Linked DNA regions of Mus musculus: all the other regions are linked to region 2. The links are chromatin loops, found by intact Hi-C in ENCODE. Cell type or tissue: heart. All regions are shown on one strand.

Region 1 (4,000 bases), 190 kb after region 2:
GGGTTTAGATACACTGTGAAATGTGCAAAATGGTCAGGATAAAGCAGTGCCTGCCACTCTAGAACCCCAGTGGATGCTGTGTGAGCAAGTCTTTCTTTGAGCCTTTAGATTTCTGTTTGATGTTGAGTATCAGAGACCTGCAGGCTGAATGGAGGGACTTCCTACTCCAGTGGCCCTTACTCTTGTATGTAGGATAACTTTTTCAATTTCTCTTTTTTTTTTCAGTGTTATCATCTTTGCCATTGTTATTTGCCCGAGGAGGTTCTTTTTCTTTTTGTTTTGTTTTTGTTTTCTGTTTTTACTAAGCCTTGACTTAACTCAGCTTGAAGGTGTGCTTACCATTTTGCCAAATGTTCTATTAATTTTTTGTTGTTGTTCTGCTCTTTTAGCTTCAATAGAAATAAGAGAGACCAATGTGCTGGTTAGCCACAGGGCTAGCTGCAGAGCATTGGCTATATGGAATGGACAGAACGCCCAGGACTTCATGGAAGATTTGAGGATAATGCCCATCTTGGCCCTGCTCTCTGCCCTTTAGTCTACCTTGGTTTTGAGGTTTTCGATCAGTCAAATGATAGTCATTTAGTTCATTCCAAATGACCAGGGCAAGAAAGGCGTGGTTCTTCTCCCCACCCTCCCCAATTAATACCCTGGGTCTGTTTTATTTGTCTTAGAGACTGAGCATATAAATATATAGATCAAATTGTCTCTGATAGTGTCCTACAGTGCTGTCTTTTCATGATCTGATGCTTGGTACGATAAACTTGTGCTCTTAAAAAAAAAGAAAAGAAGCTATGAGTTTAATCTGACCTTTGTTTTTGCTTCCAAGACATATGAAAAGGGCTAATTCACACAGTCTTTCTCAAGTCTTGCCCCTGAGAGCTCTCCTTTACTCCCACTGCCTTGGACTGCAAGCCTGGCTACCTAAGGTCCTCACACATTTCCCCCACAATTCAAATGTGTGCATTGCTCACCACAGTGGTCACCCTCATCACCTTCTATACTGACTTTAAGCAACAGTTAAAATTACAGGTGATTTATTGTGAACTTTCTTTGCAATTCTATCTGAAAATATGAAAAGAGTAAGTTTAGGAGCATGAGAGATGCACAGTCTCTCTCTCTCTCCCTTTCTCCCTCTCAATATGATTACAGCATTTCTCCTATCTCTTTCCTCTCTTTAAACCATCCCACATACTTTGTTTCGTCTTCCTTTTTTTCTTTCAAATCCATGGCTGCCCTTTCTCATTGTTATTGCATCAAACACACACACACACACACACACACACACACACACACACACACATTTTACCTTATTTTGCATCTATGCATCCTTTTAACTGTGAGGTTGCCAAACTCTGTGTGCGCGCGCGTGTGCGTGTTCTTGTGCGTGTGTTTAAAGACTAAACTCTAAACTCACAACCAAAAAGATGGTTGATTTTCTGGACCCACGTTTAATGGCGGTAATTTGGTTGCCTGTTGCAGAGTGTTTCTGGTTGTGATTAGTTCTTGAGGTCTGGCCTTTGTTGTTTTTTATCGCAGCTAAAGGGCAATGACGGCAGCTGGAGTCAGACACTGGTGTCAGACACTGGGGGTCAATTTCGTCTTTGCACGAGGTGGTTCCATTGACAAGACTGTGCTGTGTATGTTGAGGTTGCCACCCGCTGGTGGAAGCAGAACACTTCCATTTTAATGAGTAACTGGGGCTGGGTGGCGGGAGGCCTTCTGTTCTTAGAGTGTGAATTTGCATGTTGAAATTCTTTCAAAGAGTGGTTTCAAACTCTACTGGAAGAATAAGGAATTTCACAGTTAGTATCTTGGCTGGAAAAAGAAAACAGTCACTCTTAGGAAACCTTTTAAAGAGTTGTGTTTACAACACCCCCACCCCACCCCTACAAACCCAGAAAGTGAAAAATAGTTGCAGAATTTAAAGGACCGCAGTGTTTTATCATTCTTTGCTACTGAGCTCTAAGATGAAAGCGGTTACTACTTCCTCTCTGCCTTTGTTTTTTGTGTATGCTTGCACTACCTTACCAGGTATGTGTGTCTAGAAATCTAAATGTAAGACTTTAATAACGATGCTTTATGGTGTGTAAGAAAAAAGCCCACCACTTTAAATCACAGCCACATTAAAGGGGACAGGTAGAAAAGGAAGAAAGTTCAGGGAGTGAGCTGCAGTTTTCGTCACTCCACTGGCACAAATCAAAATTCGATTGCACGCAGGAGAATTTATGATGTGATAGAGACCCCGTGTCAGCCTAGGGGCAAAGGTACCTGCTTACCTCACGTCACATCCAAACACTTTCCAGATGTGACGAGTTGCACATTATACAAGTAGAAATGTACACATGAATGTGTAATCAAGGCAAAAAAGCCAAGCAAAATATAAAAGAAAACTTCCTCATGTGAACGTCACCCATGAAATAAATAAGAAAATACCCTTTGCAGGCCCAGTGCCGAGAAGGAAAGCACATCTCTGCAAAAGGCCTGCTAGCATTTGAAAAGCACATTTTACCTCACAGCCAAACTAGGGTGTATAACTTTACACACACACACACACACACACACACACACACACACACACCACAAAATCTATAAATGTGACTAAGACCTTAAATAGTTCCTTATACTAAGGGTTGTGGAAAAAAAAACTTCCATATTTTAGAATGTTGCTGCAATTGAAAATTTTCCTTAATGATTATTTTCTTCATTGTTTATTTTGTAATTGTTTTGCTATTGATAAACAAAAATGTATGATATATATTAATAATCATCTTTTGGGTGATATTTAATGACATGAAAATTGTCCATGACACTAGTAAAATGTCTGAAAAATACACCACAGCATACACAGTTGACTTACATTTTGATAAAGAAAGAACCCTTATCTACTATACACACACACACACACACACACACACACACACACACACACATATATATAGTTTTAGAGATTGGAGGGGCATGTGCAGAGATTTTATTTGTGATTTCTGTAGTGTAAACACAGAGCAGTTTTCTTCACTCATTTCTAACTTTTTACTTCAAAACAGTAACATTCGTAGATATAGCAAGATTGTGTATTAAATACCTGCAGACAGAGCACTGTGTTAGTTATATCTTAGTTCAGCTGTTAAAACATAGTACTACCCAATAGCATATGGATAACTCTCATCTGCTTTCTCTATAAAGGAAAATGGTGGAAAGCCTAGTGTTCTATCTTCTTTGTAGAATACTCCAGACATGTGAGTACCTATCCTAGTGGCATTTAGCACAGTAACCAACAGATACTGTGGACCGCTTCCCACATGCAAGAGTGGTGGAAGGTGATGGAATGCTTTGGATATCGGTACTTGTCGAGATATGTGAGTCTCCAATGAGGAACAAACACGATGTTCAAGGAGCCACTGCTTTGTGTGACATCCTGTTGCTTTGCCGTCACAAGATGGCAGTTTCTTGAGAAGGAAAAGCTTGTGAAAATAAACAAGGAGACAACCTCACATGCGAGAGTCTCTGATTAACAGCCCGTGCTTTAGCGGTAATTTATTGATTACGTGAGCTGTTAAATAGTCCACCCACAACACAGATATGACTGCAGAATTAATAGAAACAAAAATTAATTTTTCTCAACCAACTCCAGAACTAAATTAAATAATGCCTTTGACTTGAGGGAGCCAGCGTTTTCTGATAAAAGCTTTCAAATATCTGGCATGTTAGACGTGTGGCCAAGAACATGAAAGATGATGTTAGACAAAGAATGACATCGTCTCAATCATTTTTTAATAAAGGAAACCCTACAGTTCACTGTCCAGCTGCACCCTGCTTGGCTTGGCTAGTGGGCAACACTAATATGTATTCAGAGATACGGAGATGCGGCTGAGCGATATGAAGACTTCTGTCCAGATGAGCCGAGTGACAGCTGGCTGCGCAGCCTTCCCTGCCTTCCCTGAGAGGCTTACTCACTGTCTCTAACCAAAGCAGCTAATTTTTAAATACTAATGCATAGCAC
Region 2 (4,000 bases):
CACCCATTCGTGTCCCCAAGTCCAGTGCACCGTCACCGTCACCTCAATCAATCACCACTAGACAAGGCAGGCCATTCCGCCATCTCCAAAATCCAGCACCCCTCCACTCCACTGCCATAAGCAGGAGTTACGTGGGCAGAATGTTAAAACCAATTTTGGCCTCCCAGGGCTCCATTTTGTTTACCACCAGCACCACCACCATCATGCAGATAGCCGTCCGACAGGAAAACGGAGCCAGTTTTGACCCGAAAGGTGAACTGTGTTGTCCCCTCACCAAGGAGAGATACGTTCTCTCGTCTTCCCAACGCTACTTTCTGTGTCACTTAAGAGGCTGCAGGTCTTATGCCTGTGCCGCAGTTTGTAGCGCATTTTCTAAATTCACTCTTGTTGCGCTTTTGCGTTTGGTTACTCTCCTGCAGCTTTCCAAATTGAATACGTGAAACACGAATCGGTTTTGGGTATCACCGTAGTTCGGGCTGGTTTGTGGCGCATGAAGCGCCCCGTTCGCCCCGTTCACAGGTTCGCCTGTTCGCCCGTTTCATTTGCTCGTTCGTACGCTGAAGCGCATGAAGCGCCCATTAGTACAGTGAAGCGCATGGCGCGCCCATTAGTACAGCGAAGCGCATTAAGCGCTCATTAGTACATCGTAGCACATGAAGCGCCCATTAGTACAGCGAAGCGCATGAAGCGCCCATCAGTTCGTAGCGTGTGAAGTGCCTATGAGTATTTTGTAGCGCATGAAGCGCCTATGAGTATTTTGTAGCGCATGAAGCGCCTATGAGTATTTTGTAGCGCATGAAGCGCCTATGAGTATTTTGTAGCGCATGAAGCGCCTATTAGGATTTTGTAGCGCATGAAGCGCCCGTTAGTTTATCACAGCGCAAGACGCGGCCGTCTGCAGTGCAATCCGTTCGTAGCGCGGCACTTAAGAGTGCAGAGCCAGTCACTTTGCAGCGTATTTGGGGAGCTCATCACAATTCGGTCAGTAGCTCATGTGCGTCTGCAGCTCATCGCTGTCCGCAGCTCATGTGTCTACCGACCATTTCTGGACGCGAGTCGTGGAAACCGAATTCGCGGACCCGAAGCCGTGAAGACTTGCTTTCCACGCTCTCGTCTCAGGATCTGGCCACTGAAGGCTTGACAAAATTTGCGAGGAGATATTTTGGGGGGCGCTACTTTTATCTCCCGCAGCTCCCGATGTAAAACGGGGATTGCGTGTGACCGTTTTCTTGGAGTTAAAAAAAAAAAAAAAATCCTAACCATACTCACCACACGAGGATTCCTCTGCGATGCCACGAAGGATGAGGGGTCCCGCGACGGCCCGGTCCACTGGGTGACCGCGGTCCGGAGAAGGCTCCGGACCGCAGCCCGCGCAGCAGACCTAGGCGAGGCTCGGTGGACCTTCTCGGTTGGCTGCTCTCCCCAGGTCGTAGTTGGTCAGGATTCTTCGACACACACCAACTCAAGTTGGAAACGCGTGTATCGGGAGTCCGGACTGCTTGCCTTATATAGAGAGATCCTAGGAGGGGGGGCGCCAAATCCCAGCGTGCTTCGCGAGCAGCGGGGGCGGAGGGGGGCGCGTGGGCGGGCGCCTTGGGGGATGGGGTGGGGGCGCGGCATGCACTGCTTTGGCCCGCCGCTAGGGGCAGCATGGGCTCAGGAAGGGGGGGTGCGCGATGCTGAACTGGCCAAGCTGGGAGGAAAAAAAGAAAGGGAGGGGAGGGGAGGATCGAGGACGGTTGGCTTAGGCAGGCCAAGAATGCTATTATTCTGGTGGTGGGAGCTGGGAGACCCTTGTGCTTGGACGGGAAAGGGTCGGGGGACACTCAAGATGAGCCCCGCGACCACTGGCACATTCTTACTGACAGGTTAGTGGCCTGCGCGCGACATGGAGGTTCAGGGGCCCACAGGCCGCCGCCTCACACTCCCCCACTCGGGTTCCGGGGTACCAGGGCGTGCCCAAAGGGTGCTAGTCCCGCTCTATGCCCAATGCCTCCCCCTCACAGCACCCCTCTTTCAGGACACCCTGCAGCCCACCTTTTGGGCCAAGTGGGTCCCTCCCCAGGCTTGACCCCTGGCCTTCTCTTTCTCTCTGCACCCCCACGGCCCCTCCCTGTCCAGCAGGGCAGGAATTCAGCTCCAGTTTCCATTAAGAAGGGCGCCCCTCCTCGCCCCCCCAGCCTAGTGGTGGACATCTTCTGATCCCTGAAACAGACTTGGGGGGTCGTTGCCCCTCGGGGTGGGGATGGGGGTTTTATCCCACAATTGAGACTCCCTGGCCTAGATGTGAACCAAAGGACATGTCTGGCCAGCTGCTTTCTCTCTTACACAAAGATGTACATCTTTTCTCATTTTCTGGGATCTGGTTGAGAGAGAAAAAGACCACCAAAATGTGACATTTAAAAGATCGAAGCCCCCCCCCCCCCGCGCGCTTTTTTTTTTTTTTTTTTTTTAAAGCATATTTCCTGGTGGCGCGAACCTGATTTTTCCTTAGGTTTTACCGAACACGGAAGCAGGATCATGAAATTCTGGGAGCCAAACGGCGGTGTGCAGGTCAGGGTCAACCATGGCTGGGGGCCAGAGATGCTGCAAACAGCACCCATTGCCCTACTAAATACGTTACGAAGGGAAAGCAAGAACAATTGAAAACAGCTGTGGATGCTTCCAATGTTCTTGGCGGGCTTTGGAAGCCTTCAGCTACGGACTTTGTGAGGTTTACACGGAGACCTCAGCTTCCCCCCCCACCCCGCGCCGTTTTATGTTTCTAAATCTTGTGGGTGAATGAATGTTTTGGGGAGCAGTAACTGTAGGTTCAAACCTTTGAAACAGGTCACCGAGACTCAGCTCCAAGCATTTCCTTGGCTTGAAACATAAACCTGTAAATTTTTTTTGTTTGTTTGTTTGTTGTTGTTGTTTTGTTAGAGAAATTTGCAAAGGAACAAGGCATTCAAATACTGACTGGGAAAGGATGTTAAATAAAACCTTAATTCGGATTCCCACCTAAGCTGCTCAAAGTCTTAGGTGCTGAGAAAATTAACAATCTGTTGCTAATCTTTGTCAAAAAAGTTAAGGTTAAAAGGAAAATCAAATTGTCTACAACTGAGTTAGATTTATAAATCACAGATGAAACATATTTGTTTTTTAAAGACTAAAACTGAGCATATTTCAGCAATACTTCTGCAGCATTTTTTTTCCTTAAAGGAAAAACAAGACTTTGACCCATTGTGAACGACAGGACCCTGCGCTGTACAAAGCATTAAGCTTTTTAGCACTAAGCAAAACTCATTCATTTCCTGGGAATCTACTTATTAGAAATTAAATGTTGACCTCCAGAAATAAATAAGTGCAGATTTCCAAGAGCAAAGGACATTTATCTAGGAAATTGGGCGAACATAATCATTACTTTTAATTTAAAAGTGTTTATCCTTTTCTGCAAGACAGACTGATTCCAGGATTTTAAAACAATGTTTATTTAACAGTCCCTGTTCCGGTGACTGCGGGACTCTCATATGCTTACGAGCAATTTCTTTCACCCTCAAAGTTAATTCACCAAGCTGTTCACTGAGAGCTTTTTAAGAGTTCACTTTTAAAAAACTGACACTTACAGAAAACATGGATCTAAAAAGTAAGGAAAATTCAAGTTTTAAAAATCACCCATCTTTCAGAGCTTAAATTTATTTGACTTTTTCATTTCAAAATGTTAGCCAGTATTTTTATTTTTTGATTGATTGACGGCCTAAAAAATAGATATGGCTTTGTTGGTACTTGTGTAATAATAGTAATTCTCTCTCATGGTCCAAGTTCCAGAAGGTACCTTACTAAGGCAACCAAGATCACCTGTGACATCCTTGGCTTGCTCTGGTGTCGGCAAAGTGCGGTTTGCCCTTCCAGACTTCCCTCTATGCTTACAGAGGGATCTAAAGAATATGGGTTTTTATAGGGTTGTATATACTTTTTTTTCTCAAAATTAAATATTGAATCAAATTAATTTCTTCCCCTG
Region 3 (4,000 bases), 1.3 Mb after region 2:
CCGGGTCATGAGAGATTTGATTTTTTGCATGTCGAAGTCGAGAGACAATTACCCTGCCTCGGAGAAGTAACAAATCACATAATCCCACCAGACAGCCGGCTACAACACAGGGAAGCCATAGTGAGTCGTCACGTGGAGCTGCCCGCCTGGGTCAGCCTTCCTTTCCCCGAGCATGACGGGAAATGTAGTTTTCCGGCTGCAATCAAAGGAGGAGGCCAACTTCAGTACTACATTTCCCAAGAAGCAGTCGCTTCAATGAACTGGGACTCCTTCTGTTCCAGAGCCACTACCTGGACTTGGAAGAGCGTTGGGCGAGGCGAATACCTATGACTTAGGTAGTCTGGCCACTGAACTAAACAACTCTGAAGCGTCTGTAGATAGTCCACTTTGACAAGATGCCCTCTAGGAGTGCAAGAGAAAGCACACCTGGGCTAGAGAGGCGAGGAAAGAGACTGATTGACCTCCATAAAGAGCACTTGGAAAGGTGACTTAAGACAAGGAATTTCCCAGTGGCTCTGGGTGTGCCCTGAGGAAAGTGGGAGGCAGGACCCCTAAGATACTGATGGCCAGCCGTAGGTTCTTCTTCATTCTTGGCATTTCCTGAAAACGCTCTAGAAAAATCAAAGGATTTCGTCTACCCCACCTATCATTTTTCTACCTGCTTTAGCAAAGGCAAGTCGAGGCAGATGTCAGTAAGTATGAGGGCACTTGTCACTTTAAAGCCCTGATCTTGTTATTAGTAGTATAAAGGAGAAAGTAACGGGGTAACTTTGCTGTGGGGGGCAGCAAACCCAGAGCTAATAACAATAGGTAACAATGAAAACTTACGAATTGGGAGAAATTTTGTTAATGGCTTCATGTGTATGACCTTATGCATTTATCTACATGAGCATCTTTTCCTTGTTTTGTTTTGTTTTTGTACTACAATTTTTCATACAATATGTTCTGATCAGGTCTCCCCTCCCCCAACTCATCCTAGATCTGCCCCTACCGCCACACTTGCTTCCACGCACCTTCTTTCTTTCTCCCTCTAGAAAACAAAACATGCAAACAAACAAACAAAAAGATTGAAAAGGAAAGAAAGAAAAACACAAGAAACACACCCGCAAGCTCGTATGCATGAACATCTTCTGGAGTTACCATCATCTTCATGTTAAAAAATGGTGAAACAGGCATGGAGAAGTTAAGATACTTACCTAAGATTGTTAGACGTATAAACTGATGACTTAAATGCTTAAAGGTTCCCGGTATTATGCTGAGGAGTGACTCCTAAATCAGGACACCAGTGCCTTTTAACTACATTAGTTTAACGTATTATAAAAACTAATAACTAATGTTTTTATTATAAAAGCAAAGCATAAACTTGACTGTATGGAGGGTTGGACACTAGCTCAGAAATCGCCTATGCAGTTGCCTCCTCTAGTGGCTGGCTTTTCCTGCAGATGCACTTCTCTTTGGGAGCAATGTAATTACAAAGTTAGTTCACCTTAGATACAACCATTCATGTAATCTTGAGGATTTCCCCCAATTGATTCTCCTAGTGTAAATAATTCTACAGATATGAAGGGGTCTGTATTAAAGATTACAGCTGCTTGAAATGCTTGTAGTAGATGCTTGCTCACTGTGTACAACAAAACCAGCCCAATAATGTAAATGAACAGTAAACCATGTGTGATTGGCAAGACCAGAAAGCAGTCCTGCCCTCATCACCCACACACTTTCAGTGACTCCTTATATTAATGTAATCGTTATGCACAGAAATGGTTTTAGTGCATTCATTTTAATGCAAATATAACTAAGGTGAGTAAACAGTCGAGGATATGGGACCTTTTTTTTTTTATTACAGAAGCAGATGGTAGATTATCAACTGTGCTATGAAATACTGTGTTAAGACAACCCAACCCCACCTCCCAACCCCAGAGGAGATCTCATTATATAGCTCAGGCTGGCTTCAAGCTCAGAGATCTCCCTGCCACTGCCTCCAAGTGATGCCATATTTCTGGGAGAATTTTCCTTTTCTTAGAAAACTCTTTGGAACTATTTTAGGAATTCTGTCATTTTGGGAGCTCTTGAAGTTAAATTTGCCTGTATGATTTCAATGTTCAACTCCTGATTCACCAGTACTGTCACAAACAGTTATATTTACCAGCAAACCACTAGAGGGCGCATGGTTAATGTGAACAGTTCTTGTACAAACCACACATATAATGCAAAAATTTGAATGTATATAATAACAGGGAAAAGAGCACAAAAATGGATCGTTCTTGTATCTAAGTCCTTATTAAAATACCTACTATTTCTTTCTGTCACAAAAGTTGGCATTTTAATATAAAATGTGGAAAATACTGGAATATTCGTAAGTCCTTTAAATGCTATATATTTGATACTAGGGGCACCCCTCCATACTGTCTTCGTTTCCCACATCTTACCAAGGATCCTGGAACTCTCATAATAAGCCATTTTTAGTTTAAGGACAATATGAAGAATGATCTTATTTGATCAATATGAAGAATGATCTAAATGGAGTGAAGGAGCTTGTGGGGTATCTATTTAAATCCTATGGGTTTTTTTTTTTCCAATTGGATGTTGTGCAGTCTGTTATGAAAATTTGTGTGAAATTCTTAAGGAATGGCTAAGGAGCAGACAACATAGACTAAAGAGCACAGGGGTTTATTTCTGGGGAAACATGTTAAGAAAAATGAGAATTATGCTTGGATGTCAATGACTAAGATTGTTCGCTGTAGTCAAGGATCTGAGAAGGAAAGTATATATCTAAGTAAATACATTGAAGTGAATATGTATGTGTGCAGAATTTAGAGGGTGTGGAGAAACTTGTAGTCATTGCCTGGGCTTGAGGATGCCCTTGACATATTTCTGAGGTGTGAAGCATTATAAAGCAACTGAACTGTATAAAGAACTCAGGTTTCCCAACAGTAGTGTCTTTGCCTTTAGACACATCTTCAACAAGTTGGGAACATTGACATCAAGAGTATTTCCAAAGTTGTTCTCCAGAATAACAATTGTTCTTTTTTTAATTTTTAAATAATATTTGAATAACAGTCTTCTTTGAAGCAGTTAAAATGAAAAACCATGCCTTCCTTCACTCCCACACTCTAATCACTGAATTTCTTCAGTGAGACTATCCTGTTAAAAATTACTTATATTGAGAATTCTACTAGCTTCAGGTCAAATGTTTCTAGATATGTTCCATTCCATGCAGAAAGTGTGGACCAAAGCCTTCTTACAAACAATAGCTCTCTTGGAACTTACTGAATTAAGCAAAGTTCTCAGCCCACCTACTTCATGGCACTGAAAAGAGCTAGAAGATGCAGCCAGAACACACAAGCAAGATTTTAATGGTTACTAGTTCACTTCCTCTAAGCTTGAGCTGAGAAAATATGACCCCAAGTACTATCTGTTGCTGTGTGCTACACACTGTCATTATGTAAAATGTATGCCTCAGCTCCACTTGCAAACGACATGTGATTTATTTTTTTTAAGAAAGTGAGATGAATACACAGATCCAATAAAACCATCACAGCCATTTGTAATAGAAAATAAAACACAAAAAATCTCTAATACTCTGTTTTGGTTCTTTGGTACAGTCTTTACATGATAATTCACATGATAATTTTGTGAAGAAAAATGGCTACTTAGGAAATTCATAAAGTACTTCAATTTTCATAGAAAGTATTTTTTTCAAATTTCAAAATAATGGCATAATTTTTCATGATAAGAAAGTAGATCTGGGTTTTATTTATCACGAGGCCACGCAAAGAGAGTATCTTCCTCCTTCTTATTGTGAATAACTCAGTATAATTTATAAAGCAATACTGAAAAATTACTGAGAATCACCAAGAAACTATTTGAAAGCCACAGCCCTGTGTTCTCGCAGAACATATAACAGGTGTTCCTACTGCCTGTGTCCTTTGTATACACATTCATTCTGTATTCAAATCACAGAAGCAAGAGGCAGGCTAGGGTCTGTTACCTCACTGCT
Region 4 (4,000 bases), 150 kb after region 2:
ATGATACTAAAGTTTAAGATCTGGAAAACTCAAGAGTAGGTAGAAACAAACCATCAAGTTTGACCAAAATGGCCTCCACTTTGAGAGATCATGTGAAATGGGAATACAGCCGAGACTCTAGTACTCTCGTGACTGGGCTGTACAGTATAAATGGGCCCAGCGCTAATGTGCACGTGGCTGTCACATTTGTCTAATTATCTCACAGTCACCAAGAGCTGTCCATATAATGACTTTTAGGATACCAAAGGTCAAAACCAAAAGATCCTATCATTATAATTTCCCTCCTACTGTCAGTGACTGTCCTGGTGGCATTTATCGTAAGGAAAGGGGAAAAAAAATCAATCAAAAAAACAAGCAAATATCCCTTGACAACTGAAGGATAATTCCTTCTGAGAAGAGTTCATTGGTTCCTTTCCAGCTTTCCACCAGTATGTAAACCCATATTGAAGGCCAGCTTTCAAAAGGCTTAACTATTTGCTTCGCCCGCTCACGTCTAGTCCGGTCAACTCCTTAACTCCTTTAAGAAACAAACAAAAACCAAAATCCTGCCTCAGTGTCTTTATTTGTAAAAACAAAAACAAAAACTGTGCAACCCAAACTCTTGAAAAGTGTTTGAAAGGCTGGTGGCACCTCCTCCACGGGAGGGAGGTGGGCCATGGGCATCTTTAGCCACACTGGCCCTTTTGGCAAAAGTAAGCAGGGCGGCCCAAGCCGCTGTCCAACCGTTGGGCCCTGAAGTGGCAGGGCAGGAGGCAGACCCCACGGGCGCACCGTGTGCGACCCCAGCATCCGGGAGGCGGTGCCGCCAGGGCTGCCCCCGGGGGCCCCTGGTTCGACCTCCTGCACCGGGGCGCGGGGCCGGGCGCGCCTCCGGAGCCCCGCTCCAGCAGGAGGTGGCCCCGAGAGCGGGAGGCTGGGGGCAGGGGCCCGCAGGGGTCGGCCCGGGCACGTGGGGCGCCGCGGGGCCGCGGGAGGCCGCCGGCGCGTGGGCGTGCTGCGGCGGGGGGCGGCCTCCCGCGCTCGGGGCCGCGGCGCCGCCTCCCCCCGGGCCGAGCCGGCCCGGGCCGGGGGGAGGGCCGGCTCACCTCGGTAGCGGCGGGACGCGAGGTGGCACGCTGCGAGCAGCAGCACGGCCACCAGCGCCAGCACCTTGGCGCTCCTCACGCTGAAGTAGTGGTTGATCTCCCGCTTGCCCAGGTTGTAGGCCAGAGCCGCCATCTTGGTTCCTCCATGACAACAGTGCGCGGCGGAGCGGGGAAGGGGCGCCGCGCAGGGGCAGCACTGGGGCGGCGGGCGCCGTAGCCAGCCGAGAAGCGGCCGCCAGCTCCCTTGCCCGTCGCCCGAACCGCGGGCCGAGGGGTCCGAGCCTGCGGCCTCCGTGCCGCCGGCCTTCCCCGTGCCCTCGTCGGCCTCCCCCCAACCCCGCCGCCGTTGCTCAGCCGTGCCGGTGCCCCAGGCGCCCTGGCCGCCTGTCTCCTCCCCTTCCTCCTCCCTGGTAGCCTCCTGCCTTAATAGCGGCTGCGCCTGTGACGGGGGTCCGGATGCCCGGGGCTCCGGGGTCACCGGGCCCAGACGGGCCTCCGGGGTCACCGGGTCACTGGCGGCAGCGGGCGGCGACGGCTGCACAGGCATGGTGACTGTATGGGTGTTGGGGGGGCAGAGGGCCAGGGCCTGCAGCCCGGCCCAGATGTCAGCTCCGGGGCTATGCCCAAGTGGACTGGCAGCTACCTGAGCCCAGGTTAGGGCAATAGAACTACTGTTCCGGGAAAAAAAAGTACACTCCCTGCTTCCCCCATCACACCCTTTCTGGACTTTCTACTCTCTGCTCTCCCACGGTCGTGGGGCCTTAACGGCAGGCCACCCACGACCTGTCTGGCAAGTTCCTCTGCACCTAAGATGCTGGCCAGGTGTTGGGGTGGCTGTAAATCCGAACACCCAACTCAAGTGTAAGGCCCATGTTCACCGTTTAATACTCAACTGCCCAATGTGCTGTTTGTCCAGTTGCAGTGGGTGTAGATGCATCCTGTACAGTGTGTCTAAGTTGGTGTGGATGTCAGTATAAGAGCCCCTTTCTCCTTTATGTTTACACAATATCTTTGTTGACACTAAGGTTGGCCAGGGTAGCAGATTGGTTGCCTGTGGCAATCCTTAAACTTGGTTAATGTTTTGTGATTATCAATAGACCCAGCACTCTGTGTGTCCTTTGAAAAGCATTCTTATTCATACCCTTGGTCTTGAGTTGCCTTGTAGACAAGAATGGCTATTTGCATGTTGTGGTTAGAACAAGTAAGTCATTGTTGAGTTGGAGGTGTTGGCAAGTCTTCTTTACAACTTTTAGCCAACCCCAACCTTGTGCTTCCAGACCCTTCTCAACATTCTCGAATGTTAGAGAAAAGGGACTTAGAGATCCTGTCGAGTCACTCCCATCCTCTCCACTGAAGGATTTTTAAAATTATGTTTCCAGCCACAATCATCATATGATGATGAAAGATTCTTGTCGCTTAAATGAAATCACATACATCACTGTCATAGATATAATGCTAATAAGCAATAAAGTTAAATAAGTGTACAAACACTTAGGCACTGTTCCCTGCAAGTGGTCGCTTAATTTTGGCTCTTTCTTCTGATCTGAGGCTGATCACATGCTGGCAGAATTGAATCAGATACGACAACAACCAGATAACTGGGCTAACAATATGTGGCCTGCCAATCACATCCTAGACACATACTATGATGTCATCAACACCAAATTAGAATTTCTGATCCACCTTCAATAACCAGAGCTAACCCCCAGGGTTGGCCTAATGCTAGCCAAAAATAAAGAAACCTGACGTTGTACTTAGTTGTGCTTCCCAGAAGGCTTTCTGAGATACTGGGAAAATCTGGGAACCCCTTTGTCCTTTCCTCTGTGTTAAAGTTAACCCCTCTACCTATTTCTGCTTTTCCTGGTAGATATCTCCACATAAGATGGCCCTTTCCTGTGGCATCTATAAATGGTCCCTCTCTTAGCTGATGCCTTTCCACTGATAAATGTCCCTTTTTAATTAAAACCACCACTAGATTCTGTGTTCCAAGTTATTTGCTTCTTTGTTTCTTTTAGAAGGAGTAGCTACTTGAAATTTTCACTTGCTTGGTTCCCATTCTGTCCTGAAGAACTGAATGGTTCTTTGCTGGTGGTATGGGTATTTCTTGTTAAATCCAAAGGACTCTCCTCTTTCTCTCTCTCCCTCTCCGGCCCTCTTCCCCCCTCCCCCTCCCCTCCCCCTCCCTCTCTCCCTCTCTCCCTCTCTGCCTCTCTGCCTCTCTCCCTCTCTCCCTCTCTTCTCCCTCTCTCTCTCTCCCCCTCTTCTCCCTCTCCCTCTTCTCCCTCTCTGCCTCTCTCCCTCTCTCCCTCTCCTCTCCCTCTCTCCCCCTCTCTCTCCCTCTCTCTCCCTCTCCCTCTCTTTGTCCCTCTCTTTCTCTTTACCTTCTTTACTTTCTGATATTTTTTGTAGGTTCAAATGCTGTTGAATTTTCTGTTATTTGGTGTTTGTCTATCAAGTTTTTTTCCTTCTCTAGTCTTGTTTTTTGCCTCTTCTTCAGAGCACTAGCCAGGTGCCAGTTATCAGGCTGCTTCTAGTGGTTCCTGGCAGAGCCATCCTCACCATCAGATAGGTCCCCGTCCTCTTTAAGGGATCAGTTACCTTCTGTACACACACACACACACACACACACACACACACAACTGTGTCAGGCCATATTCATGTGTTTATACTGTACCTATAGAGCTACCCTCTGCTTCTCCCCAGTAGGACAGTTTTTGGTTAGCAATTGTTGGCATTTCAGATTTCAAATTATCTGTGGTCTTTTGCTATCTACGTCTAACCTACAAATCTCAACTTTATACATGATTATCCAAGCCAATGTTTACACTGTCTTCAGTCTCTTCTAAATAGTTCTCAAGTCTATTGCTCACCCCTCCCTCCATCTCCTAGAGTTTGCTTTAGTTAAATGTATCTTT
Region 5 (4,000 bases), 340 kb after region 2:
TTAAACATTTCCCCTTGATCAATTAATTCCTCCTTCTCTAGCTGTATGAATGACTTGCTTGTCATTTCCTCTTCATTTGTTCTTGGGCTGCTCAAGGCTTATGTTGGTTTCACTTGTTCTCAGGAGGAGAATTTCAGTCCAGTCCGGGAACATCCTCCCTTTATCAATGTGTCAACAGGAGTTTTGGAACCACAGGGGAGATATTGGTGTCTCGTGCTTCTGTTTCAGACAACAGCAGTTGTCATTTCTACTTCACCCCAATAATCTGAATTCCTTAAAAAAAAAGATAAACTTGGGAGTCATCGCTGAAATACTTAAATTAATTGTAGGCAGCCCGGTAGTGCCTTTCTTTGTGTAAAACCACACTTACAAATTGGGCAGAAAGCAGTCTTTTTCTTGTGTGGACTGTTTTCTGTTAGGATTGGGGTTGGAGTAGTAAGCTAGCCTGGGGCACCACACTGTGCATGAAAGAACAGCATCCTCTGTGGCTCAGAACACCTCCAAGGAAGCCTGAGAGTAGAGAATCAACAGAATTTTGACAAATTCTTGGCTGACATTTTTACCCAGATCTTTTCTGTTAGAAATTGCTCTTGGTCCTGACCCCTCTGGAAGAGTCAAGTTTTCATCATGATTCTATGCCAACGAATGTTGGCTCAAAGAGAGTAACTTCGTGTCATCTTCAGATATTTTTATTAGAAATTATCATCTTTGATGGTGGTGGTGGTGATGTGTATGACTACTTCATTAGTGAGGACATCTCACATACTGATATCCTCTTGGTATTTACAAACCCTTGGCTGGACTCCACAGCCAGCCATCATTAAATGAAATTTCCATCTGCAAGAAATTTGCATGAAAATGAGTGTATCTCATGTTTATTATAAATTTGGTATTCGACATTTTCTTCTCCCCCACAAAGACCATGTTGGCTCAGCTTGTCTGAAGGTGAACTCACTCCAGATTGCCAGCTTTACCATGCTATCCAAGGAATCCTGCAAAACAACAAGCCTTCGGGGCATGAAGAGAATACCCTTGGAGAGAGTCGAGGGTAGACAAGATGGCCAGCAGGAAATTGTACTGACTTTTGTAAGACTTATCAATTGTCAAACCACACCCATTCATTTTTGGAGTTACTGTGCACACACATGGGGTTGTTGTCACGATTAACAAGAAGTTCTTACTTCTGCATATGAAAACAGGACAATACTCCAGAATACCTTCCCATAGAAATATCCCCAGAAAGTTCCATGTATGCTAATTCCATATTTTCATGATAGCTGGACATGCTCTTCCTTAGTGCCTCAAAGGCTCTCATCACTTTGATAAGTGGAATTAAGAAAAACACCAAGGTCATTTCAGCATATCACCTATAATCCAAATAGTTTCCATTTAAGACTTATAAAATTAAGAATAACACACATTCCCCCCTCCCCCCTTCCCTTGATTATAGCATCTAATCAACAATTCTGGTTTTATTTAAAAAAAAAGTCATTGATTTCATGGAGAAGGTTAATATCCAGTAACCAATATTCAAAAACATTCCTCTATCTAACAAGCATAGCTGCATTCACTTACAGTTCTATATTCTAATTTCTTTAGGATGAAGTCATTAGAATTAAACCATCCTTGAGCTTATTATGATTACAATGGCTGCTGTAATCATAGTTAGTCATAACCATAATTGTCATCACAAATATAATGACTATTAAAATTAATTTAAATAACTCACTCTATCATTAATGTAATTGTTATTGCTAACTTTGTGCCCTCTTATAAACTGTGCAATAATGAATAATTGAGAGAGCGTTGGAACTGTAAATCATGAAGCCCAGTACTAACAGTACCAAAAGTTTACGTGTAAGTTAGTAACAATGCATTCTTCTCAATTCTAGTAGTTTTATGAACTACATTGACTTTCGTAAGTTATATCTTGCTTCAAAATTTATTTGAAATGACAGTAGAGACAGGTCTGTGCAAAACTAATAAGATAAGAAAGAATTAGGGTCCTAGGACTGCACAAAACTGCGTGGTGAAGGCCAGAGAAGAGAAAGGGATTTTCATCTCTTTCTTGGAAGTGAGTTTGACTACAGGAAGAATTTAGTGTTGGTGAAATTTTATCCCGCCTCTGTTCTTTTACATCCAGCTTCTATCACTGTCAGCAAAGCCCTTTGTGGTGGAATTCCACTGAAAGATGATGCCAATGGTGAATCAAATGACTATTTTGTTTCCACATAAGATCACTAAGGCAAAGGAAATGAACTCTGTTTACAGAGTGTTCTTGTCTCAAGCAGTTCTCTTGCTTACTGGTTCTCAGCATCTGAAAGGGCTCCATCCAGTAGTAGTAAAGGATGCTGGGGGAGAATTGTAGAGGTGGAAGTGTTTTATGCCCTCTACTGGCCAATTTCAGCATCACAACTTAGTACAGTAGTATGGTGTATGCGTTGGGTTCTATGGCCAGAGAGTCAAATATCCATATTGTCTCTTCATCTCCTATCATTCGTCCACTTGTGTCTTTAAGCACATTCGTAGTCTCTTAAGGTGCTATGGAATTCTATTCTCCTTCTTAAGACTCTTACACCTTTCTTTGTTTTTGAGGATTCCTTTAGAACTGTTTCCCGTATACCTATGACTTGACTGAAAGTACCACACTGTCCCACATAATGCTTATTATGGTTGTTAATTCTGTTGTTCCCCTCATGAGACCATCTTCTCATATTTTTCTTATCTTATTGCATTACTGCTAGTCCTTCAAGATCTTTTTCCGACACTGCTCTTCTCCCTCACTTTAAAAATGATAGGTATCAGTTATTTCAAACGTTCTTTATTTGTAACTCTATAGCACTAAATTTTTCTTTATTATCTATGGATCACTTACAATGGGCCAGACTTCACTGCAGATATTCAGATGAACATCTAAGGAAACGACTCTGATTAAAATCTGCCTTTACCCTGTATTTGGGGCTGAGCAATCACAACAATTGATTTTTCTATCTTTCTTTTCTTTTTGAGAAAAACCTCGAGGGAAGCTGCATTTTGGAATGAATTTGGTCTGTATTGTACAGCATGGTGACTATACTAATAACAGCACACTGTATACTTGAAAATCACCTTGAGGGCTCTGGTGTTCTCACCACAAAAGTGATCAATATAGAGATAATGTATATATTATTAAGCTTGTTTGAGTGACCCTACAATGTATAGGAATTTGAGAACATCATATTGCACACAGTAAATATTTACACAGTTAACATCAACTAATAAATGTATTAAATGAAATAAATTGACTTGTTGACTGTGAAATGCCATTGTAGAACACGATATTACAGGCAGACACATGAGTTATGGACGAGAATATGCATATACTTGAGAATCTTCAAATAGATATTTATGGGTCATTTCAAACTCACTACATTGACTCTGAGTCAGAATGGAAAGTGAAAAAAATCTGTGAACTGAGCTCTGGGGTCACTTGAATGCTGCAAAGAGAAGGGAAAAAATGAAAGAAACAAATAACAAGACTAAAGTGAGCCAGATAGAAGCCCCAAGGGACAGTGTCAAGTACAGAAGGCTTTTCATCAATGAACGCTGTACCCAATCTTGCTATTGGGATGATAAGCCAAGGAAGATGAAGTCTCAGAGGCCACCTGTGGCTCTGTGCTAAGGCAGGCACCAGAGCCATCATCAATGATTGACTCATCTCATCAGATGCCTGACCGAAGGACGCTCAAGAGAGAAAGTAAAGACAGCACACTCAAGCAATCTTAAGTAGCACTGTAGTATAAAAGAGGCGGGAACTTCAACCAGAGGCAGGAGGGGACATGAGTGTGCGGTCTTGCATTTGTTTGTATCATGATGATGATGATGATGAGTGATCTAGTTGAGACACAACACTTAGTGAGATTCGTGACACAAGAACTATACTCTCCGATAAGCACTATCCATTAACAGGTAAGAGAAGGATCAGCAATAGTGAGGTTTATCCTAATCTGCCTCTCCATAG
Region 6 (4,000 bases), 640 kb before region 2:
GTAATCCAGCCACACATGTTCTTCAAGGCCACACAGGGGCTGCTCCATCTCTTAGACAAACTCCAGAAGGGACTGAGTAACTAATTAGCTACCCAGTTGTAGAGCGCTCTGTCCCACACTGTTCTGAGAATTTCTTTGTGAGGTAAGACATTGATATCACCACTTAGATCTACTTTACAGGGCCGAGGCGAGGGTTCTATTCACTGCTTCCATTCCTACCTTAAAAAAAAAGCTGGCATTAATCCTGGAGGTGGGCACCTAGGAAAAAGTTTCAAGTAACTTTTGAGAAAGTGGGATTTCTACCCCAGACTCACAGCTACATATTCATGGTAAATGGAGAGAAAAGTTATTTCTATAGATATTATGTACACACACGCACACTGATCTCCTGGACAGCCCTGAAAATACAAATGCAAACCCTGATATTTCCAGATGAACACCTACATAAGACTTTTTTTTCTTTTGGAGACAGTTTAAATCTCTGCCTCTAACTGAAAGCCACACCTCATAGCCTGAATGCTAGTAAAACAATCATCGGCATAAATAAAAAGTTAGTTCCACGGGGGCCACAGGAATTAGCTTATTTTGACAAGAAGAATTTAAAACACAGTTTCTTCACATTTGGGGATTATGATACCCAAGAGATAACAGAAAAAAACAGCCTGCTCTCCAGGAGCCCAAACTTCTAAGTTCCCTGTCTCAGAACTTCCGAGCCTGTCTGCAGGGTTTACCTGCCTGAGAGATAAGAAAAGGTGGTCTTTGCTGCTCGCTATCAAATACATTAGCTACTGGCTTGAATCTGAGCCCTGTTGTATATGGCACACATAGAAGTTTCTTTAAAATAAACTTAGTATCCAGATTGAACCACGAAACAAAGTTATAAGTTCCAAGAAACCTAATTATATAGCATATAATTTGTTCTTCAACAGAATCTTTTCAACTTTGTAGAAAAAAAATAGAACTCTTAATTTTTCAGACAAAACAGCAATGACAGTTTATCATAAAACACAAATCAAAGAGCAAGCCCAGCAACTGACCTCAACTCATCTCTACTTATTTCAGAAATGACAGAGAATTAGGTAGAGAGAAATCCTACTTGTGTTTGTATCTGCAACTTGGTGACACTAACGATTTTGTATGAATAAAAAACAGATTTATATTTGAACATAAATAGGTCTCCCTTCACCCGACTCCCAAGACTTTCCCACATATTTTCTCTAGGCAGCAGTGAAGGTAAATAGAGTCTTTCTTTGCAGTATGCTCGCCAAACGGTCTAACTATTGAAGTTTTCCCATTATCTAGTTGATTTGAGAAATCAGAATGAGTGTGTTAATCTTGTTCTGATTTATTAAAGAGGAGTTCCAGGGGAGGGGGAGACTTAAAGAATTTTGTTATAATTTTTGATTTCCTATTTTTTTTTTTTTGGACAAAGCAGAGATTCTGAATTTTAATTTTTCAATTTTTTTCTCTACTATTGCAGCCAAGCAGAAAAGAAAAATAAAAGTTAACTTTGTGGTGTTTAGAGTTCAGCTTTTGTTCCTGCACTGAAACCCATTAAACCGATGCAGACCATCGAAGTGCCCCTGGCGCATCTTTCGCCATTCATTAACTCTCTAAATGGAAAAGAAGGTCCCCTTTCTCATTCACAGGGACACGGAGGTGATATATCTGTAAGTGGTTGTTAGGAAAGAATCAGCAGCCTGACCGAGAACCACACTGTCACACAGAGATCTCAGCGTCTTTAAGCAGAGCCTAGAGGCTTTTCTTTATTCTGTACCAACACAGTCACAAGGGAAGTCCCCCACACACCGTGCATGACAAATACAACCTCCCAGGGTCCCAAATTCCAGGCGCAAGAATGGCAAAGAGCAATAAATAGAAATACATAGACAAAAATCTGTATGGATCTATGAAAATCACCCCCAAATGCGCTCTGATTTTTAAAAGGGAAGGGAAGATTTTTAAAAATAAGAAATACTGTCTAAACAAACACTTAAACAATAAGAACGACTGCTTTAAAGACAAAAGCTGACCTACTGACCTAAAAATCCATTTTGTATCAATTTCACAATTACACCTCTCCAATTCTTTTACCTTGTTTGTAAGATGCCAAAATCATGTTCTCATCTTCAACTTCAAACACTGTGTCCACATCTATTTGCCTCTCGATTAAAATAGCCTTCAGTTTTCCGAAGTCATTTGTTTTTAGAGCCTCCAGGAAATCTTTCTTAACTAATTTGGCAGCTCCAGCTTTGCTGATAGGGGCAGTGATGCCGTCCATCCTCGGAGCCCTGTGGAAGCGGAGCAATGATTTATCAGGAGAGCAGCACCCAGCACACAGGCAAGGCTGGAGAGTCCACAAACTGCCGGCTAATTTTATCCCAAAGTTATGCTGACCCGTTCTATTTATATAGGGATCATTTCAAACTTCAAAATATCCTCCCAGACTCTCCCTGAGTTCTCAGGTCCTTTAAACTGGAGATACGTAAGCGGGTCCCTTCCGCTCTACGTGGAGTCGATAAGCAGGAAGGCTTCTGTGACACATTTCCGAGCATGAAATGTCACAATTATTTCTTACAAGACCAAAGTGAAAGTGTAAGATTTACAAAGCTCTTAATTCTCTTTATGTTTTCTCCTCAACAAAAAACATCTGGCGCCTGGCTGGAGCCGCAGTATCTTAGTCTGACTAACTAATAGCCCCAAATGAGAATTTGTTTCTGTTGTTGATACACGTGCTACTGAAAACCTTTAATGATTTTGTGAAATGAGCCTGTAAAATCGAGCCTAATTATGCACATCTAAAAACAAACAGAAGGTTTGTCAGTAACCTACACTTAAAAATTTTTCAATATTATGAGAAAAGCAGGGCGGGGTAGTGAGATGATGGGGGGGGGTCATTTTAGGGGAAAAAAAGAACCTGAAGAAACAAGAAAATCAATGCAACAAGTGAGTGGACTTTATTGAACCCTGCATTTTATTTCTCAAGTCAGTTAAAAAAAAAAGCCATGTTTGAACAAATTACAAAAACAAATACAAGCTGGATCTTACTTTCTACTATGAGCTTATTGATTTGAAAATGTGAGTCAGGTATTTGGGTTCTGTAAAAGAATCCTGTTTGTCCTCAATTAAAGCAATGCCTAATCAATTAGCACACTGTCTCACACATCCTCTGTCTGTTTACATAGTGCTTGTGTGTGTGTGTGTGTGTGTGTGTGTGTGTGTGTGTGTGTGTGTGTGTTTGCTAGGGATCAAACCCAGGGACTCACACAGCTTGTGTTTTATTACTGAGCTAACTCCATCCAAGGTCTTTAACACTTTTGTTTTAAAACAGTTCAGACATGTAAATAGGACAGAGAGCAAGGGACAAGAGGCACAGAGACAGAGAGAACACAGGGAACAAATGTGGCCCAAAGTTAAGCAGCTGGTTACTGTCATGGGCAATATGCAGTTACCTGCTAGTTTTTATTATTAAAATTTCTCCCTGTTAGTTTTTCAACAGAAAAAGTTAGAGACAAAACTGAAGACTTAATTTTACTTATTAGTGTCTTTAATGTCAGAAAATTATCAAGTGCTAACTAGTATACAAATTAGCTGCAATTTACATATCATGGATAGGTTCAGAAAAATGATATAAAAAAATCCCTGCAGTACTTGCAGTGTGAATTTTTTAAATTTTTCAATAACAAATATGTCTATAAACGCAACTGCGAATCAGCATACCCTTTCACTTGATGTACTGATGTGGAACGTAAATATACAAAACTGGCCAGTCCTGAGCACAGAACTTACCAAATCATAACAATTTTCACATTCAACACCCAGACCCAACAGAGTAGTTGTAAGCCCACCAGAACCCCCTCACACACTCTTAGACGGGAGAGTCAATCTGCCAACACCCACTACCATGACTTCCAACACTGAGGGTCAGTTCTACATACTTTTTAAAAGAACTTTTATTTGAAATTTTAATAGTTTACTCATTTAAATTTTAGATACATAC
Region 7 (4,000 bases), 550 kb before region 2:
AATTTTGATGGTATCTGCAAGGTTTCTCCTGATGATTCATGCCACGGATGGTAAAATTCAATGCCTGTCTATGCAGTCAGTCAGAAGCGACATCCCAAGTTGGATCTCTTCACTTAAGAGGCTCGTGGATGATTTAAAGGATCCGAGGGTATATTTTAGAGGCAGGATACTTAGAAAGAGAAGAAAAACACAAATAAGTAGGTTAGTTAGTTCAGAGCTGTTGATAATTTTGGATGAAGGTAAAAAACATTGATTTGAAAGGAAATTTTGCATTTCTTTCATTTATGAAGGTAAGAAACTACTAAAAATTTTTGTTACCAAAAGAAGCAATAGTTGTCACTATAGTTGTTACATGTATCTTTAAATAACATACCTAACCTCATTTGAATTTTTTTCTTCAGCCTTTTATCTAGTTCAGACTAGTTTTAAACCCAATATTCTCCAGTCTCTGTTTTAGCTTCATGGTGAGATTCCAGTCAGTCACCAGCCCTGGCCCTTTATCTTCCTTTGAAAGAATGTTTCTAGAGCTTTCTGATTTGCTGTGCTAAGATCACACCTAACTCAGAGATGCCATTAAGGGCACAGGGTGGCTCCCATGCCAAGATGAGAAGGGCTGTGTCATTACTGTATTTCTGTGGCATACACTCACTTTCAAAGCACTTCGATAATCACATTTCAGTGCACTTGATCCCTTTGGCAATCCTACCCACCTAACTGTGTGCCCTGACAAACAGTATTTTGCGAAGTTATCTGTGATGGAAAGTGCATAAAAAGTACATCTTCTGGGACTTTGAAAGAGCAATTGTTCAGCTGTCTATCAGACAGTGGATACATCCCAGAGTCCCTTAGGGCTGGTCACAGATGTGTGGAACAGGAAGATCTCTTTCTTTTCCCTTTGGTGAGGGGCCAGGTACAAACCGGCATCTGCTTTTCCTTAATGGTTGGTTACAAAACAGAAACCTGGCCTGATGTGCCAGCATCTGCTGGTAATCCTCACGAGGGCAAGGCAAGAGAGCCTCAAATCTGAGGTCACCTCGAGCTGCAATAACAAAACACTGTCAGAAAAGGATGGTCCCCGGGAACTGACTGTGTAGCTTCTGCAAACATTGCAGGTGGGAATTAAGCACTGGGAACAATTAGGAACTGATTTCAAGTTATACCCAGTAGCTGTCGCAATCTCAACGAGTGCCCTCCCTCTTTATATTTTTATAAGTGTATATCAATAAGTATTAAAATGAAAAGGGAGAAAGAAGAGAAAATTGATTAGTACTCCAGTGAGTCCCGAGTTTGTGGTGTTTTAGTCTAAAATCTTTTTTTTTTTTTTTGGTTTTTTTTTTTTCGAGACAGGGTTTCTTTGTGTAGCCCTGGCTGTTCTGGAACTCACTCTGTAGACCAAGCTGGCCTCAAACTCAGAAATCCACCCGCCTCTGCCTCCCAAGTGCAGGGATTAAAGGTGTGCGTCACCACACCTGGCTATAAATCTTAATATAAAAGGATGTAATTCCAACTCTAACTTCTTATATAAGACCTGTCCAGAACCACTTTTTTCCCATCTAAAAGAAGAAAAAAAAGGAAAGGAATATTTAAAATGTCTGAACGAGAGAGATGTCTCAGCACTAAGAACACTGGCTGTATTTCCTGGTGTAGTGGGCACCCTTTTCTGACCTATGTGGATACCAGGCATGAATGTGGTGCATATACTTACATGCAAGCAAAACAACCATGCATATGAAATAAAGAACTAAGGCAAAACATATTACTCTAGGCAGGGCCTTGAGTGGCCCAAGAACTTGGCATATGGAGGTAGACAGATCAGAAGTTCCCTACCAGCCTGGACCACATGAGACCTTATGTTCAAAACAATAAGAACATTTAAAAGTACAATTTTAATAGATTTCATATATATATATAATATACTTTCTGTGTTGTTTAATAATTACTATCTAAATATATTTTATATTTAAATATAGAAATGTTATACACACGTATGTGTAATAACAAAACTAGTGTATGACTGTAGATATGGCTCAGTACTAGCCTAATATGAACAAAGTCCTGAGTTTGTTTCCTAGCTTCTCAAAGCCAAAATTATACACAACAGAGGGGGAAAGTATCCTCAAACACCAGGCCAAAACAGCAAAAAGCAAGCCCAAACTTAACTAAATTAAGGGAACTCCGCAGAGGCCACCCTAAAGTTTTCAGGGAGCTGAGCAGGTGCAGCTGCGCGAGGATCGGAGGCTTGGCGGGGTGTTTGTGAAAGGAATCAAGTTCAGTTGGGTTCCCACGCGGGCATGTGCGGATGTGCTCCGAGGACGAGGCGCCGGGCGGAGCCTGGGCTGCAGAGCCGGCGCTCGGGGCGGGGATCGGGCGCGGCTCCGCGCTCGGGGCGGGGAGCTGGCCCAGCGTCCGGAGCTGCTCGGTCAGGCCCGAGCCAGACGGCGGGCCGGTCCCGCACCATGGGCCGGATGGTGGCTCTGAGTTTGCTGGGCATCGGGCTGGCGCTGCTGGGCGAGCGGTTCCTAGCGCTCAGGTAGGTGCTGCCGAGGGTCCCGGGTCGGGAGTCCCTAGGCTGGGACCGCCGAGCTGATTGGGGCGCTCGCGCGGCGGGTGGGAGGGGGTGAGAGGGGGGGAGGTAACTGGAGAGAGAGCTTGTTTAGTTCGGGGGGGGGGGGGGACCGGATGGAAGGAAGAACTTCGGATAGCTACCGGTGCTCCGTTTAACCGACCCAGTCCACTTCCACCAAGACCTAGACACTTTGGGAAAAAGTTTTCCAGCGCTTGCTGGTGCCGAGGTTCCTCTGCCTAGGCTGACAAGAGAGAGCTTTGCAAATTCCCCAAGGGCAAACCCAGTGCTTTAATTTGAAAACAAAACCATTACTCATGCGTGGACGCTCTAATTATACAGCTTCATTTTAGGTCACTGGTGCTGTTCTGCTCAGCCGGAACCCATCCCTCCCCAGCATTAATAGTTGGTGAAACTTCAGGGTTTCCGTCTTGGCGCTGGAGATCAAAGACGCTTGAGAGAGACAGCTACTGTTCTTACATCATTTCCTTATTTATTGACCAGAGTCCCAGAAGCAGAGCGAGCGATTGTTTGTTCTGGGTAGACATCATACTTTCAAGTTACCAATTCAAACTTTATAAACTTCTTGCAAAAGTGTTCCGGAACAGTAGTACTCAGCTCCTTATAGGGTTAAAGAGAAAAGACAGTCTTCTGTAGGCGTTCTGGGAGGCAACGTAGACTCAGATGAGGAAGGCGGGCAAGTCTGAAGGGTGTGCTTCACACTGGGCCTCTCTCTAATAGGCAAAAGGGAAGCGCCGGCACTCATTGGTTGTTTAGCAGCAAACTGCTATGAGTCTTGCATTGTACAAATAAGCCCGAAGGGCACAGCAACGGGGCCTGGATATTGGGATCTCCCGGAGTCTTGACGTCCAAGTAGCACCATGTGAAACATTCTAATTCAGTTGGTTCTGATAGGGCATCGGCCTTGGGTTTTGGGTGCTTTTCTAAATTTTAAATGAATTCTTGGTTTTGAGACGAAGTCTCACTGTGTATCCTCTGTTTTGAAGCTCAGTCTGGTCTCAAAACTCAGGATTCTTTGGTCTCCTGACTTCTGCTATTATAGGCACACGCCAGCATGACAGTCAGATTTCCTTCTCTTCTCTTCTCTTCTCTTCTCTTCTCTTCTCTTCTCTTCTCTTCTCTTCTCTTCTCTCCTCTCCTCTCCTCTCCTCTCCTCTCCTCCCCTCTCCTCCCCTCTCCTCTTCTTTCTTCCTTTTATCTTTTTTTTTTTTATTTTTAACGTTTATATCTTTGCTAATAATGTGCAGTGTAGCTCAGGGACAGAGCACTTGCCCAGAATGCACGAAGCTTGGGATTCTAGCCCCAGCACCACACTACAAAATCACAACACGAAGCACACCCCTCTCTTAGCAATCCTCTTGTACAGTATGCATTAAGCATTGAGAGATGCTGGACTAGGCATGGGGAAAGCACTTT

Evidence for each region. Hi-C counts contacts between places; a loop is a spot of excess contacts. Peaks named below come from ENCODE experiments on the same cell type or tissue, not always from the same donor. Only the 100,000 strongest peaks of a DNase experiment are listed, where the experiment ranks them.
Region 1: a loop joins it to region 2, with 2.2 times the contacts of the local background. A loop is called at or near these places in 4 of 42 quality-filtered maps.
Region 3: it touches region 2 in a loop (9-fold over the local background); 2 of 42 quality-filtered maps call a loop at or near these places.
Region 4: it touches region 2 in a loop (2.9-fold over the local background); 8 of 42 quality-filtered maps call a loop at or near these places.
Region 5: a loop joins it to region 2, with 2.1 times the contacts of the local background. A loop is called at or near these places in 2 of 42 quality-filtered maps.
Region 6: it touches region 2 in a loop (4-fold over the local background); 13 of 42 quality-filtered maps call a loop at or near these places.
Region 7: it touches region 2 in a loop (6-fold over the local background); 2 of 42 quality-filtered maps call a loop at or near these places.

The regions. Positions count from the first base shown.
Region 1 is chr6:4,555,533-4,559,532 of GRCm38, reverse strand. No RefSeq gene overlaps it. Among named protein-coding and RNA genes, the nearest start is that of Gm33959, 30 kb to the left of the region's middle. In heart, a CTCF peak has its summit at 1,657 (motif pointing left); no DNase peak of the experiment used is centred here; H3K27ac peaks cover 399 bases.
Region 2 is chr6:4,744,848-4,748,847 of GRCm38, reverse strand. It overlaps Sgce (sarcoglycan, epsilon), which reads left to right and starts at 1,644. Exons shown (of 11, transcript NM_011360.3): 1 at 1,644-1,868. The coding sequence starts at 1,760. Peg10 (paternally expressed 10) reads right to left here and starts at 1,542. Exons shown (of 2, transcript NM_130877.2): 1 at 1,270-1,542. In heart, a CTCF peak has its summit at 1,682; DNase peaks (open chromatin) are centred at 537 and 1,687; H3K4me3 peaks cover 3,630 bases; H3K27ac peaks cover 3,827 bases.
Region 3 is chr6:3,494,553-3,498,552 of GRCm38, reverse strand. Vps50 (VPS50 EARP/GARPII complex subunit) reads right to left here and starts at 160. Exons shown (of 28, transcript NM_024260.5): 1 at 1-160. The coding sequence starts at 30. It also overlaps a transcript of Hepacam2 not described here. In heart, CTCF peaks have their summits at 251 and 2,157 (motif pointing right); a DNase peak (open chromatin) is centred at 182; H3K4me3 peaks cover 732 bases; H3K27ac peaks cover 499 bases.
Region 4 is chr6:4,598,387-4,602,386 of GRCm38, reverse strand. Casd1 (CAS1 domain containing 1) reads right to left here and starts at 1,476. Exons shown (of 18, transcript NM_145398.4): 1 at 1,086-1,476. The coding sequence starts at 1,218. In heart, no CTCF peak of the experiment used is centred here; DNase peaks (open chromatin) are centred at 886, 1,006 and 1,596; H3K4me3 peaks cover 2,053 bases; H3K27ac peaks cover 2,258 bases.
Region 5 is chr6:4,406,315-4,410,314 of GRCm38, reverse strand. The region is part of intron 3 of Gm46948 (a long non-coding RNA gene); the gene reads left to right. Among named protein-coding and RNA genes, the nearest start is that of Gm33788, 17 kb to the left of the region's middle. In heart, a CTCF peak has its summit at 2,399 (motif pointing left); no DNase peak of the experiment used is centred here.
Region 6 is chr6:5,388,890-5,392,889 of GRCm38, reverse strand. It overlaps Asb4 (ankyrin repeat and SOCS box-containing 4), which reads right to left and starts at 2,480. Exons shown (of 5, transcript NM_001355662.1): 1 at 2,095-2,480. The coding sequence starts at 2,281. In heart, no CTCF peak of the experiment used is centred here; a DNase peak (open chromatin) is centred at 2,359; H3K4me3 peaks cover 2,831 bases; H3K27ac peaks cover 3,367 bases.
Region 7 is chr6:5,296,742-5,300,741 of GRCm38, reverse strand. It overlaps Pon2 (paraoxonase 2), which reads left to right and starts at 2,402. Exons shown (of 9, transcript NM_183308.3): 1 at 2,402-2,530. The coding sequence starts at 2,457. Gm52887 (a long non-coding RNA gene) reads right to left here and starts at 455. Exons shown (of 4, transcript XR_003956397.1): 1 at 1-455. In heart, a CTCF peak has its summit at 2,277; DNase peaks (open chromatin) are centred at 2,371, 2,971 and 3,311; H3K4me3 peaks cover 1,997 bases; H3K27ac peaks cover 1,614 bases.